Regions from separate parts of the Mus musculus genome. Here regions 2 and 3 are each linked to region 1. The links are chromatin contacts, found by Hi-C or POLR2A ChIA-PET in ENCODE. All regions are on one chromosome and are shown on one strand. The core of a region is the stretch at or near the end of the contact, and the rest is flanking DNA. Distances in the headings are between cores, read along the strand shown. Region 1 holds the start of Crybg3 (beta-gamma crystallin domain containing 3). Region 2 overlaps Crybg3 (beta-gamma crystallin domain containing 3). Region 3 holds the start of Arl6 (ADP-ribosylation factor-like 6).

Region 1 (4,447 bases), core at 562-3,061:
CATTTGTTGCCTTGCGCTTTCAATAAGGGCTTTGTGTTTATTTCTATCTGTGAAAAAGAAAGATTTAAGCTCCTATAAAACAGCTAAACACACACACACACACACACACACACACACACACACGAGGGATTATCTGCAATCCCCTTAACATCTGGCCAGTTCTAAAACAGATGAGAACAAAATTAGTGCTCGCGTAAGCATAATTAAAACCGCATCGTGAAAAGCCATAGCCAGGGCCTATCAGTGGTGAGGAGAGACAGAAAGGGGTAGGTGAAAAGGATCTATCTAGCTGCTGGATTAGTCAGCCCGGTGCAGAAAGAGTTCAGAATGGAGGAGTGCCTGCCTTAAAAGGGCAAATAGGCCAGGGGAACAGGCAGGATTTCAGGACAATGCTGATAGGAGCTGGCCTGCTTACTCCATTCCACCACTCTCAAGTTTCCAAAGGGCGCTGAGTCTACTGCTTTCAGATCACAGGGGACTGTTAGGGACAACGTTAGAGCCACATTAGAGCCACGACAGGTGAGACCTCCCAGATTTCAGAACTACCATTAAGGACGGGGAAACTTCGAATGTTAAAAGCATCAACAACCAGGCCAAAAGTATCTGAAACTTCCTAGTAGAATAACCAGTCAATTATAATTGGTCATTTCTTGGAAAGACGTATTATGCTAACAGGTGATTACACTGGAAATGATTCACAATTAGGAAAAGCAAGGAGAACGAAGGGCTAACAACAAATCACAAACCCTAAATAGTAATGGAACTAGAAGCGTCAGTTGTTTCCGATCCATTTTTCTTTGAAGTCCATCAGCAAGTCTTTAGTCTGAGGTAAATATAGCTCTCTAGAGGGCAACCTTCCAAGGACATGGGTTACAGGTTCTTCTGGTGCAAGTGAAGTTGGCTTCACTTCTCAAAAAAAAAAAAAAAAAAAAAGGAGAAAGAAGCGAAACCACCTCTCCTTTAGGGTTGATAAGGAAATTTAAAAACGGGCATTTTAATGAGACGAATTTTTAAAATGTCAATCTTTAAAGCAGCAGGAGTAGAGGAAAAATGATTATGGAAAGAGTGCAAGAGTGCACATACTAATCATTAAACTGAGCCAGCTCTCAGCTCCGGCCCTGGTTCCCCAAATCGGAGCGCTTCCGTCAGATGTCCCCAGTGAGAGAGACAGAGAGAAAGGAGGAAGGGCGGCAACATTTAAACTGTAAACAAATCTGGCGAAGACTTCAGATTCTGGATGTCGTCTCAGAAAGCTCTGATTGCAACTCTTTTAGGAATCACTTCGAGAAAACCTTAAGATGGCAAAGCACGACGCGGAGGGGCGCGAGATTCCCTCGGCAGCTTCAGAGCCTCCCGGAGTGGAGGGGACAGAGCCGGGAGCCCCCGATGGCGGCGGGAAAAGCCACCGGCCGGGAGCAAGAACTTCCCCAGATCTAAGCCACCCAGGGCGGGACCGGAGGAAACCCGAGCGGCGGAGGAAGGCGCGCACGGCGCCCCCGCGGCTCCCACCTGGCTGCACTCCGGCTCACTCCCGCCGGCTGGCCGGTCCCCGGCTTCTCCTCCTCTTCCTCTTCCTTGTCCCGAGAAGGGTTCCGCGGAGCGAAGAACCGAGAGAAGCTGTGCCAGGGGGCGCTGCCCCTCCTGCGGCCGCCGGACATCTCCCCACCGGCTCGGCCGCGCCGTCCGCGGGCCCCGACGAGCCGCTGGCCGGAGCGAGGGTGGCCGCAGCCCTGGCTCGCTGAGCGCAGCGAGAGTCGGCCCGGGCCGCCGGCGCGGCTCCTCCAGCCCGGCCGGCACGAGCGCTCCCCGTGCGGCTCCTCCTCCCGCCCGCGCCCGGAGCTGCCCGCCCCCGGGAGGAGCCAGTGGCCGCGACCGCCCTGTCGGCCACAGCGTGCAGATCCGGGAGGAGCAGCCTGGGGATGCTAGGCTCCGGCTTCCCGCCCAAACCAGCCCAGCCCGCAGCCCACTTGGCTTGGCCAACAGTCAACTGTAAATGCTTTGCTTCCCTTTCCCGAGTTAGGGCTGTTTTAAAACAGGGTAATCAATTAAAGTCTGGGGAAACACCTGGCAAGAAGCAGCACCCGCGTGCCCTGCAGCCTGGAACCTGAGCACAGCCTTTCTAAAGACAGTTTCAGCCTGCAAGGGTAGGTCCCATCTGTCCTGCTGTCAGCACCTTGTTTCTGCTTCAGCTGGCTCAGATGAGGAGCCACCAACCCAGGTGTGTTTTAGCGCTCACCCTTCACCTGTGGGCCACTCCCAGAATCCTTTTTCAAAAAAACCGTCCCTGATCACAAAACCAAATCTGATTCAGGTATGACTCAAACTAGAAAAATGCTGAAACAAATATTTGGTTGTTGCGCAGATACTCCTGTATTCTGGAACGCCAAAGGCCCTTAACATTAGTTTAAAACGAATATCTGGTTATGATAAAAATGACTTTATACAGCGGAGCTGCTAACAGAGAAAGCACACAGAGCCATATTCGCCCCAGGTGTATTGTTATAGTTTGTCTGAAGTCAAACTCCAGAGGTATGAAGTTCAAGATAACAGTGGGACATTTAGTAACTAAAAATGTTATGTGGGCAAATCACATGAAAATAGGGTGATAGCTGTCTGTGGCTGGCTGGAGAAGTGAGGAGGTTGAACGTCTACCTGTCGGCCCCAAGGAATCATAGTGCCGGTTAAGGAGCCTTCCCGCGGACCCACAGCTACCCCTTTGAGGCATTTTAATCTGTCAACTGGATCTGAAACTAGGAGTATGAGAGTAAGAAAAAAATTAGGATCAGATACAGATGGACAAGCAAATTCTTCCATGCAGCTACAGGGCCTGGAGAATAATGTGCCTCCCCAACGCAATGTTAGCTGACTAGCAGTTGCCTCCCCCTGTTGCCCTGTGACAAAAAGTGGTCCTACACCTCAGTGTTGGCACAGAGGGTCCAGGCAAGGAGTCTGTCTGGGGATAAAAGTGTCTGGGCGTCAATAAGATTATGAGGCAAATTCTGATTTTCAATAATACTATTTCTCTCAATTAGCTGATAGGAAAATGTTATAGTAGTCCACGTATTAATGTTTCTTTACAACTGGTCTCCTAGGTATATGCAGAAGTATTAGGCTCACGGCATGGAAAGTTCTTGGTATTGAATGTTTGCTTTTCCAATACTTAGATTTTTAGATTTCCTGTACCCTAGAGTCTTGACATACAATAGCAGGTTCTTGAATCCTAGATTCTAGGATTTTGTTATGAAATCTGTGAAAGCACTTTCAAATTTCAGTTGGAAACATCTCAGAGATACTAATTTTATGCACTCAACTTCGCTTCATTTCAAATTCAGTTTTCATCCAGACATTTGGTAAGTGGCTGAGGCAGGAGCATTCTTTCCATAAAGCTGACGAAGTTCATGGGTTTTTTGTTTGTTTGTTGTTTTTGGGGTTTTTTTTCGAGACAGGGTTTCTCAGTATAGTCCTGGCTGTCCTGGACTCATGTAGACCAGGCTGGCCTTGAACTCAGAAATCCGCCTGCCTCTGCCTCCCAAGTGCTAGGATTAAAGGCGTGCACCACCACCGCCCTGCCGAAGTTCACGTTTGAAGACACTTCACTGGTACTGCCTTTTCCAGTGTGCGCAGTGACTGGATGGTCACGTGTTCTTAGACGACTGTCAACGTAATTTCTTCTTTAAAGCTAAGTGGATTGGGACCACAGGACTCTTCCTCTATCCTATGTCCGGAGTTCGTAGGTTCTAGAGTTCTTTGGCTCACACTGAGGTCTGGTGAATGGAGACTCCAATGGCTTTGATCTTCTTGGGAAAATATTTATGTTGTTTTAAGCTGCTCCTCTTCGGAGGATAGTTCAGTTATTGCTTAAATTCCACCTTGTTCATTGCGCAACTCATCCAGGTTTACACCCAAGATACAAGACCAGAGGTTCTGTTGAGACATGAATACACACATGGCTTCCAAGATTTCAAGTATGTAGATGGTGAAGGTGAAAGAGGCTATGAAGTGTGCAGCTGGAAAATGACATGTGTTACGTATTCCAGATACCAGCCGACAACACTGCAAGACACAGAACTGTTTCTAATTGACACCAATTCTGTCATAGTAGTAATATGTTCCATAACGCACTCTACATTTTTTTCTATTCAATGTAAACTGTGTCAAATTGAAATTTTCAGACTTATTAGACCTACACCAGAAATTTGAGCTCTCTATGTGTGTGTCAGGACGTAAAGATGCTCGTTTTCATGCCTTTTCTATAAATAATATATAACACCAAGTGAAACAGTGGAAAGACTGGGCTATTTAGTTCCATTGTCTTGTACGTACGATGACATTAAAAATATTTCCATATGAAAGGTTTTCAAAGGATACACTATGAATTTTTAATATGTAGACATATGCCAAGTAGGAAATAGGAAAAAATACATTGCTTTTATAGAATTTGCTAAGT
Region 2 (4,447 bases), core at 1,445-3,944, 33 kb before region 1:
TCAGTGGTTTCCTGTTCGCTGTCTTGTGTTGAATCCAAAGAAAAGGCATCGGAGAGTTCTGAGGAGGTGGATTCCTGTTGGCCCCCAAGAAGTACCTGAGTCCTCGCTGGGTGGCTGGCAGCCTCCTCCTCCCTTTGGCTCCCCTCCTCAGGAGGGCCCCAGGGAGTCTGTGGGTCCTTCTCAGGTTTCTCCTGGTCATCTTTGAAGGAAGACTGCTTAACCTCTCCAAGAGACGACTTTCCCGAGATGTTGAATAAGTTCCCGAGGAACTGAAAAAAGCTTTCTTTTGGCTGCCGGTCGCTCTCTCCTGTTTTGGCCTCTGGGGTGGAATCCGGAAGGTCCTTTGGCTTTGGGAGATCGTCCACCATGGGGAGGATGGCCGGCTGTTCAGCATGGTTCCTTCTGTCCTCCGCTTGGGGAATCTGAACACAAAAATACAGGAGCATCATCATTTGCCAACCAACCTAGGCTGACTAGACAGCTAGGGCACGGCAGAGGCAAGGGTCACACTTGTGACCCAGACCCTGGGGTTCTAGTTCTTCATGCCCTTTACAACCCACTTCTATAGTAGTCTGCACAGCTTAAACCAAGCTGTACATTAACATCACAAAGGGAGACCTACAGCACTCCAACACTTCAAACAGGAGTAACCAGTCTAGGTCAGGAGAGGTGACAGGTTCTCAGTAGGTGATCCTTGTGAGAGGATGTAAACCCTCTGAAGGAACCCTAAAAGTTGACTATGTAATATCTGTCCATCTGTCTGTCTGTCTGTCTTTCATTCTCTCTCTCTCTCTCTTTCTGTGTGTGTGTGTGTGTGTGTGTGTGTGTGTGTGTGTGTGTATGTAGTAAGGCATTCGCTTTTAAGGGGCTTACTTAACTGGAAATTAATTAGGATGGCAATCTGAGAAGATGCCAAAATGGAGATTTGGGACAGATCCCAGCAACCGTGACAAGTATTTAAACATGCCCTTTACCATCATAGAGCTACTACTCTATAGGTATTACTTCCAACATCTAGTATATTAGACAAATAAACCCACACTGACTTTATCATTTCCGCATTGTAGTAACCCACAGTTATGCTACTGTATTATATAAAATTGTTCCTCAACAAGAAAGACAGGAACATGCTGCACCATTCGACGTAAAGGAGCACGGAAACATGAAGTCCTGACAGGGAATTACACACAAAGTAAGGAGTGCCCTGGCTATTCTTTAAAGACACTCACCATCTTCAGAGATGCATTTTACCTGCCCAGAATTCAACTGTCAGTAAATCACACTCATAATCATACTCACATTCATATGAACCGCTCAAGCTAAGAGCAAACTAGGAGAGCAGAGAACGTGTTGGCATTCCACCTCACACTCTTCCGGGATTCCAAAAGGCTTCAAGCAACTGTGCCAGCCAGCTCACCCTGCCTCCCAAACATGCCTGCTCACATAGCTGCATACTTGGAGGTGGAATGCACACCCAAAATTGTCTGTCACTCACCACGCTCAAGAGTCCTCATAAAAGAAAAACACAACTGTGAGTCAGGGAAAGATCAGAGCATCAAGGTAAAACCACCCTAGGGCACTGGAAGCTCACATGATGGAGTTTTGTTAAGAAGCCGATCTTCAAGAAAGCAAAGCTATCGTAATGACCTGTCGGTTGTTCACCTTGGTCCTGGTTTCAGAAACGGCTTGGAAGGGCATTTCACTAACCACTTATCGAATATTGTACGAGGAGCAAGCTGAAAATAATGGTAAGAATATGATGATGCAAAACGATTTCAAGTGAGTATTTTAAGTTGGTGGCCACATTAGAAGAAAGATTATAGTTTTATTTATTGTTCTTTTTTTTCCTTTTTTTTTTTTTTTTGGTGACAGCATTTTTCTATTCTTATATCAAGGTAGGGCTTACCTTGTAAGCCTCTATTGTTGGAATACACCGGCCTTTTGGTCTCTAAAGGGTTTACTTTCTATGGGTTTCATCTGCTTTGATCCCACTTCACCTCCACCTCCTCGACCTGCCCAGTTCATCAGTACAGCCCTCCTCTACCACCCCCACCCATCCCTCCCTGGCCCTGCTGTTAAGTCCGTGGAGCCCTCTCCTCAACTGCCTCAGAGTTTGGCAGGAGACGTGCTAGTTTGTTCACATATATCACTGTTGTCTGTTGACTACTCCGTGCAATTGGTTCTAACTTCTGGGCAGACAATTCCCTCCCTGCATCAAAATGAGCAGGCACTGCAAGTGAGTGTGTGATTCACTCTGCTGAAACCAGCCTGAGTGAATGCAGCTACCTGGCCAAGGTAACTGTGGGCCACCCGAATAGTATTGAAACGCTGGAGTGTCACAAAGGAATCAATGCTTGCTTCTCTTGGTTTTCAGTGTTCGGCTTCTAGGATTTGTGCAGTGCAAGTTTAACAGAGGATGGTGGGTTTTTTTTTTCTTCTTCTTCTTTTTTTCAAGGTTCTTTAAAATGTCTCAGTTGTTCAATTTTACCCTCAGAGTCTTCTGAGATTTTTTCCCCCTCAGTAATTAGAAGATTCTCAACAAGAAGAAAGCTTCTAAATTTAGAAACAAATGTGAACAAGCTCCAACATTCAGCTGAAACACCTACAATAAAATCTGCATTTCTATATTAAAACGTCAAGCCTGATCTAAAGCAGCTGTTCTTTGCCCTGGGCCTGGAAAACAATGAAGTTAGTCCAACCGCAGGCTCTCACTAGGTGGGGCCCACTTCCTTCTGCCAATAGGCCTGTTTACCATTGTTCTTAGGAGGCAGTAGATTAAAAGCACTCAGATTCGGGCAAACACTAACAAACATTAATTCCACTTAAGCACAAAGACACAGTTATCCTGCATATAAAATGCAAACGCAATGAGGAAGGCCTGGGTTGAGGATTTATTTTTACATCGTAGGTTGTGATGTGGCGCAATCTTTACGTTCATCCATCTGCATTGACTTTGCCACATGCAGTACAAGGAAATGGCAGAAAGCATTATTTATACTGGTTAAGACTCTTAGCAATGGGCTTCAGGGAGTTGGCAGTTGAGGCTGATGCTGACCATTGTGGGCGGGGGGGGGGGGGGGGGCGCATCTAGAAGAGGGAGGTGTACCATAGAGGGCCCACTTAACTTGACTTAACTTGAGGGTGGGCAGGATAGCGATTCACTGTGCAAAACATAGCATTGTAGTTTGCCAGATCCAAGGTCTAAACATGGGAAGTATGAATGGTGTGTTGCCACCATATAGGTGTGGCAGAAGACTAAAGGACAGGAGGAAAAGGGACCAATGACAGAGCAAGGCCAGGGTACAAAACTACAATTCATGAGGAAAGAAGAAGTCCGGGAAATATATGGAGAAAGCCAAAAGCCAGTTCCCTCCAGTATACTCTAGATAAGGAACAAAGTAACTCCGAACGCAGAAGGAAATAAAGAATGCCATGACCACTGCCAGACTATAACAAGCCCAGAGCTAGCCCCTCACAGATGTCCTGGGAATCCTTCATTTACTCTGCTTTCTGCCTAGACCATCTTCCATCAGCTATTTATAACTCACTCTTCAACTCCTTCCCGAACACTTGTTCACATCTTACCGCCACCATCTAAATTAATTAGCAAAGTCCTGTATTCCAAACATACCTAATTCTTTTCTCTATCTCCATCCGTCTGGTCACTAGTAAATCTCTTGGTCTCTCTCCCTCGCCCCTTTCTCCCACTCCTTTCCTCTAGAAAATAAAACTCACAAATGTAGAAAGCTCCCTTTTGTTTGTATTGGCACTCAGTACACCCAAATGAACCTGACAGTAAGAGGTGCCCCAATTTTTGTTTGTTGGAAAAGAGACAGTGAGTGAACTACAAAAATCATTCAGTGTGCAAGAGAAACACTTCTAAGTGCTTAGAAGTTCAGAAGGTCGAGAGTCCATCCTAGACCCAAGGTGTTATGCAGTGTGATGCAAAGAAACAAGAAAAGTCGCAACAGAGAAGGGAATCTCTGAGAGACTTTAAACCAGGAAGAATGACAAATGGTATTTTAAGTTCCAAGACAGAACTGGCCTTTTGTTCCTGTTGTATGAGGCAGCTCTTCTCTTGAGGGGAAGGGAATAGGACTCCAGAGGACAGAAATGTAATGGGGAAAAGAGAGCAATCCCTGAGAGTTCCAACAGACGGGAAGTATTAGCTTTAGCGAGAAGAAGAAACACTGGTCTCAGAGTAGAGGACAGGGCTAAAGCCTGAACAGTTCTCTACCTGAAGAAATTTGTAAGCCCAAGTGGCTCTGATGTCGGGAACAGGAAAGGGGAGATAAGGAACAAAAACGGGGGTTTGGGAGACTTGAGATTTGGGCTCTCTGAACAAAAACAACTCGGAAAACATGTTTCTGGAGAATGCAACCCCAAATCAACAACAGACTAAAGCAGGGTGAGCAAAATAGCAAGCAGCTAGGAGGAGGCGGACTTC
Region 3 (4,447 bases), core at 1,312-3,811, 38 kb after region 1:
AATATGCTGATACTATCTCTAAAGCTCCAAGAGATGGACAAAGAAAGTACTACTGTCTGTGAGGACTTGTTCACAAGAACCTTTTTGGGGAAATATTTCAACTTCACACAAACTGGGAAACCTGATCTATTCTATTGGTCTGTTTGTGACATCATCTCTCAATTCACATATCCCTATACTTTGTCATGTGAAACACTAAGCTTCCTTTCTCTAACGTCCCCTTTTCAGATTTACCAGTTTCTTCAGCTTTGAAGGGGAACTATACCCTGAAAGTGGGCTTCTGGGGGACTGATGCGCTGCTGATTTTATTGTCTTCTTCCATTTCCTTATTTTTCTTTTTTAAGTTTAGAGAAAGCAAGTTCTTAGGTACAACAAAGTTCTCCAAAGGCTAAGTACAGCTATTCTGAGGTAAGTCCATAAAACGTTCTTTAAGAAGAAACAAAACCCGCTGTGACCGAGGAAGCCTGGCTAGTCAATAAGAGAGAAGAGCAGGGTGAGCTGGACTCAGAATCTGGAGCATGGGGAGTAAGCCATAAAGATCTGGAGTTGGATCATAAAAGTTGAGAACACACATCACAAAACACTCTCAGCCAGTTTTCATCCTCTCATTGGTTCTGAATTTCTTCCAAATAGTAGTTTAAAAGTTCTTACCAATAAAATCACCTCACTGTAATGAACTCACAAATAAAAACATCACACAATTAGATTAAGCAAAAACTCAAGCAAAAACTTGCCCAGTCCCAAACTCTCAGCAAACTTCTACACTTAGGAAGACTCTTGTAAAGCAATTGGGCTTTTGCTTAAGGGTTTACATTTTTACTACCAATTAAAAATTTACACAACACCCAAAACAAGTGTGACAGGGTTGAAATTAGGGAAACAATTAGCTTTATAATCTCTTTCCCTACTCATGTCTATTAAAATTTTCTAAAGAAAAGTATAATCTTAGGGACTGGTTATGTGGCAAAATGGTAAAGTGCTTGCCCACAATGTGCAAAGCCCTAGATTTAATCTCAGGCACTGTAAAACAAAAAAGAAAAAAATAAATAAAAATTATACTCTTAACAGCAGAGACCGCACAGCTCTTCTAGGGGACCAGAGTTTGACTGAGGCTCTCAAGCACCTGTAACTCCAATTCCAGGGCTGGTCACACATTCTGGATTCAACAGGTACTACACAACATGAACAATTATTACATAGAGAGGTGGGGGGAGAGGAGAGAGAACATGGTATAAAGTTGATACTGACGTAAACTATGCCTTAAAGGATAAAAAAAAAGAAAAAAGAAAAGAAAACCCAGCATATTCGCTAGATTAGGAACAAAATATACCTTCAGCTTAAAAAGTCTTACTGTATGTATTGTATAACGCTGGCAAAATTGATAGCTAAAGTAAACTTGGCTAAAATGAAACAACTCCTGTTCTTGAATCAAGAACACTTAGGTGTCTGAGCTGCTTTCTGAGAAGAATCAGCTTTCCAAAGGATTAGGTGGTTACCAGAAAAGCACTGAAGATTTAACATGTTATCCACATGTTAAGACCTTAGCGTTAAGCTGCAGAGAAAGATGAGATGAGACAGAGAAAAACGCCAGAAATGCTACTTTAAACATGATAGTAGTGTGGGCTGTTGAACATTCTTACTACCCCAATAAAACAATCTTATTAAGTTAGAAAATTTGATGATGAAATTTCAACCAAATTATTCATACATCATATAAAAAGGTCCGTCTTGGGCAGCGTTAAAGTCAACCAAACAAGCAAACAGCATTGGCCCAAAGCAGTTCAATACATTTTCGAAGCTCCTTGGTATACATCACATAAACTCAATTTTTTCCCCATCTCTCACAGATGAGAGATGATCTAACTCACTTAGATTCAAAAATACGGGTAATAGTTTAGAGTAATTCTAAATCGGACAGGGAGCGGGTATTCTCTGTCTACCAGGGTGGAAATGGCTGCGAACAGGTAGCGGGAACTTTTTGAACTAGTGGATCCTGCCGCCGGTTCCACAGCGCTACAGACACCGTGGAAAGGTCGTGTTCATGTTATCAAGGGTGAAGCTGATGGCGTGAAAAATCATACCCAACAGAGCTGAAAGAGAACACACAGATGATGGTGAAGAGAGAGAAAAAGCGGGGTGCGGATGGAGGTACCTGATCTTTGACGCCAATCCAAAGGCCAAGGGGCTGACAAGGACAGGAAAGGACGCACTCTTGTACCCGTTTCCGCGGTGGGATCTTCCCCGGAGCCTCAGCCTTCCTCTCTATGCCTCCGTAGGAAGGTTCCCTTGTCCCAAGCACAGCCCCTTCTACAAGTTGGGAGAAACAGCCGGTTCACCCAGGATGCGAGCATCAGTGGCTGAGCAGGCGCCCCGGCGCGCGGCGTTCCCTTGGCAACGGGAGCTTCTTCCGGTCCCAAAGCCACGCCCACCCGGGCGTCGTAGGTGTCCGCCCACAGGTTCTCCTTTCTGCGGCTGGAGAGCTCTGGGTAAAAAAATTAATGGCCTGATTCCCGCAGAGGAACTCTGTTAGCGAGAGTGTGAGCACGGAAGACACGGGGAGCCGCCACTGCATTGGGAGCCGAGTGGTAGCTCCCGTGCTGCTGGGACGCAAGGGAGCTGGAGGCGCGCGCACAGCCTGCCGGGAGGCGTGCGGGGCGGCCTTAGCTGCGCGCGCATCGCTGGTTGCTGGCCTCCGGGGTTCTGGTTAGCGCTTTTGGCCGGACTGCCATATCTGTGGGTGGCAATGTTTTGGCTTGACCGCCCTCGTCGTGGGCGGCGTGAGGCAGGGAAAGGATCTACTTAGATATGCTACTCCCATTACACAGAGCCTTTCCTAGGCTCAGCTAGGCCTGAGAGCGAGCGAGCGAGCTCTGCAGAATACAGTTGTAAGTACAGGCAGGAGAGGGAAACTGGTCAAAACCAGTCAGTATTTAAAAACAGAAACATTATTTGGCAAAGGAAGTGTGACCCTGTCCCTAGTTCTTAGCTGTCTGTTGTCCCGGATATTAACTAACACCAGACATGAGTTTGTGGATCAGAGAGTTTGATAGTTACCGTTCTTAAAATCACTTGGAGTTTATAGCAATAGAAATAATTTGTGCTAATTGAAAGTTTTTTAGATAGACACTTTCCCGCCCATTTGCATTGTTCCCAACAGACAGGCTACAGATGCAACAATTAAAGATCTACATTTTATTTTATTTATTTTTACTTTTTTTTTTTTTTTTTGACTTCAAACTAGCCATTTCCCCCATCCTACTCCTCAATGAATGACTGCATGACAAACTTGTATTTGAAAAGTTTCATCTCTTCATATCACTTGTTAGCATAAATGTGGGATGTTACTTTACTGGTTTTACCAGTTAGTATGTTCAACTACCATACTTGTTTTTCTGCCCGTTAAGGAAGCTGGCCGATTATTTGGACTTGGAGTAGGGTGAAGAAACTGAAAGGAATTCCATCAAAGAGATAGTGGTTAAGACACTGGTATATGCACTGCGGTAGAGTGCTTTTCTGGTGCCTTTCCAAATTCCTTAGTACTCCTAATGTGGAGTAAGGTCTAGTTCTGGTCTCCTGACTCTTGTAAGGCAAAAACCAGACTGAGTGAACAAAACTTCTATAGTTTGTACATCCAAAGGTAGTAACATAAATGCCCTTGTTAAAACAGAAAATGGAAATATACTATACTCTGTGGTCTAGTAAAATTACCCTTTGTGTATATTTCATCTTTGTCTTCAAAAATGTATCTAATCTAGTGGTTTTGAGGACAAAGGAAAGAAAAAAGTATGCATGTCTGACCAATAGATAGCACGTGTTCAATAGATAAGCTTCCTTCGTTGTGAATTTTTTATTACTCAAAGAAAATCAGCTCAGTTCCTGATGTGGTTGTCCTTTAACTTCTGGCCCCAAATGCAGGGGTTCCTAATTTACCAGGAACTATTAAACCGCTTCTCTTTGGCTCACTTTGACAAAACTTGGATGCTTATTTGCTTATATAATATTTTCTCTCTAGACATAGAATAGAGCTTATGTCTCTGATTTTCCCCCTTTAGGCAGATATTATCAGATTTTTTTTTTTCCTACAAAGCATTAGGAGGAAACTAAATATATAAGAACAGACCGAGCAACCATTTTTATAGTAAATTTAGATGACATTTAAAAATTATTTTTGTTGGATTTATTGACTTTTTTTATGTTTGTTTTGTCTGCTTATATGTATGTGCACCACAAGAATACTTGGTGCCTGGAGAGATCAGAAGAGGGTATCATATCTACTGAGACTGGAATCAGGGAAGATTGTGAGCCACCATGTGGGTGCTACGACTCAAACCTGACTCCTCTGCAAGAGCCACGAGTGCTCTAAACCATGGAGCCCTCTTCATCCCCAACTTAGGTGATTTTTAACAACAAAAGGTGAACAGTTTTGTTTTTTGTTTATTTAAGTGTA

Evidence for each region. Hi-C counts contacts between places; a loop is a spot of excess contacts on that map. ChIA-PET counts read pairs that join two places held with the same protein, here RNA polymerase II (POLR2A).
Region 2: a map of heart shows a loop between it and region 1 (5-fold over the local background). The contact joins the enhancer-like site here to the promoter of Crybg3 in region 1. A Hi-C loop is called at or near these places in 8 of 37 maps with a recorded cell type or tissue (T-helper 17 cell, gastrocnemius, heart and 1 more). POLR2A ChIA-PET finds 5 or more read pairs at or near these places in 1 of 5 experiments (embryonic stem cell).
Region 3: a loop to region 1 is called in a map of heart, with 4 times the contacts of the local background. The contact joins the promoter of Arl6 here to the promoter of Crybg3 in region 1. A Hi-C loop is called at or near these places in 1 of 37 maps with a recorded cell type or tissue (heart). POLR2A ChIA-PET finds 5 or more read pairs at or near these places in 1 of 5 experiments (embryonic stem cell).

What each region holds. Positions count from the first base shown.
Region 1 is chr16:59,599,236-59,603,682 of GRCm38, forward strand. Crybg3 (beta-gamma crystallin domain containing 3) reads right to left here and starts at 1,812. Exons shown (of 22, transcript NM_174848.4): 1 at 1,510-1,812. The coding sequence starts at 1,658.
Region 2 is chr16:59,565,222-59,569,668 of GRCm38, forward strand. Crybg3 (beta-gamma crystallin domain containing 3) reads right to left here. Exons shown (of 22, transcript NM_174848.4): 3 at 1-422. Among named protein-coding and RNA genes, the nearest start is that of Crybg3, 34 kb to the right of the region's middle. Within about 2 kb of position 2,695, at least 1 of the 3 ENCODE cell types and tissues checked has a DNase peak (open chromatin) inside an H3K27ac peak, as active enhancers do; it is heart, where a contact is called at or near this core.
Region 3 is chr16:59,636,778-59,641,224 of GRCm38, forward strand. It overlaps Arl6 (ADP-ribosylation factor-like 6), which reads right to left and starts at 2,562. Exons shown (of 8, transcript NM_019665.3): 1 at 2,153-2,562. 4930547E14Rik (RIKEN cDNA 4930547E14 gene) reads left to right here and starts at 168. Exons shown (of 3, transcript NR_040564.1): 1 at 168-408.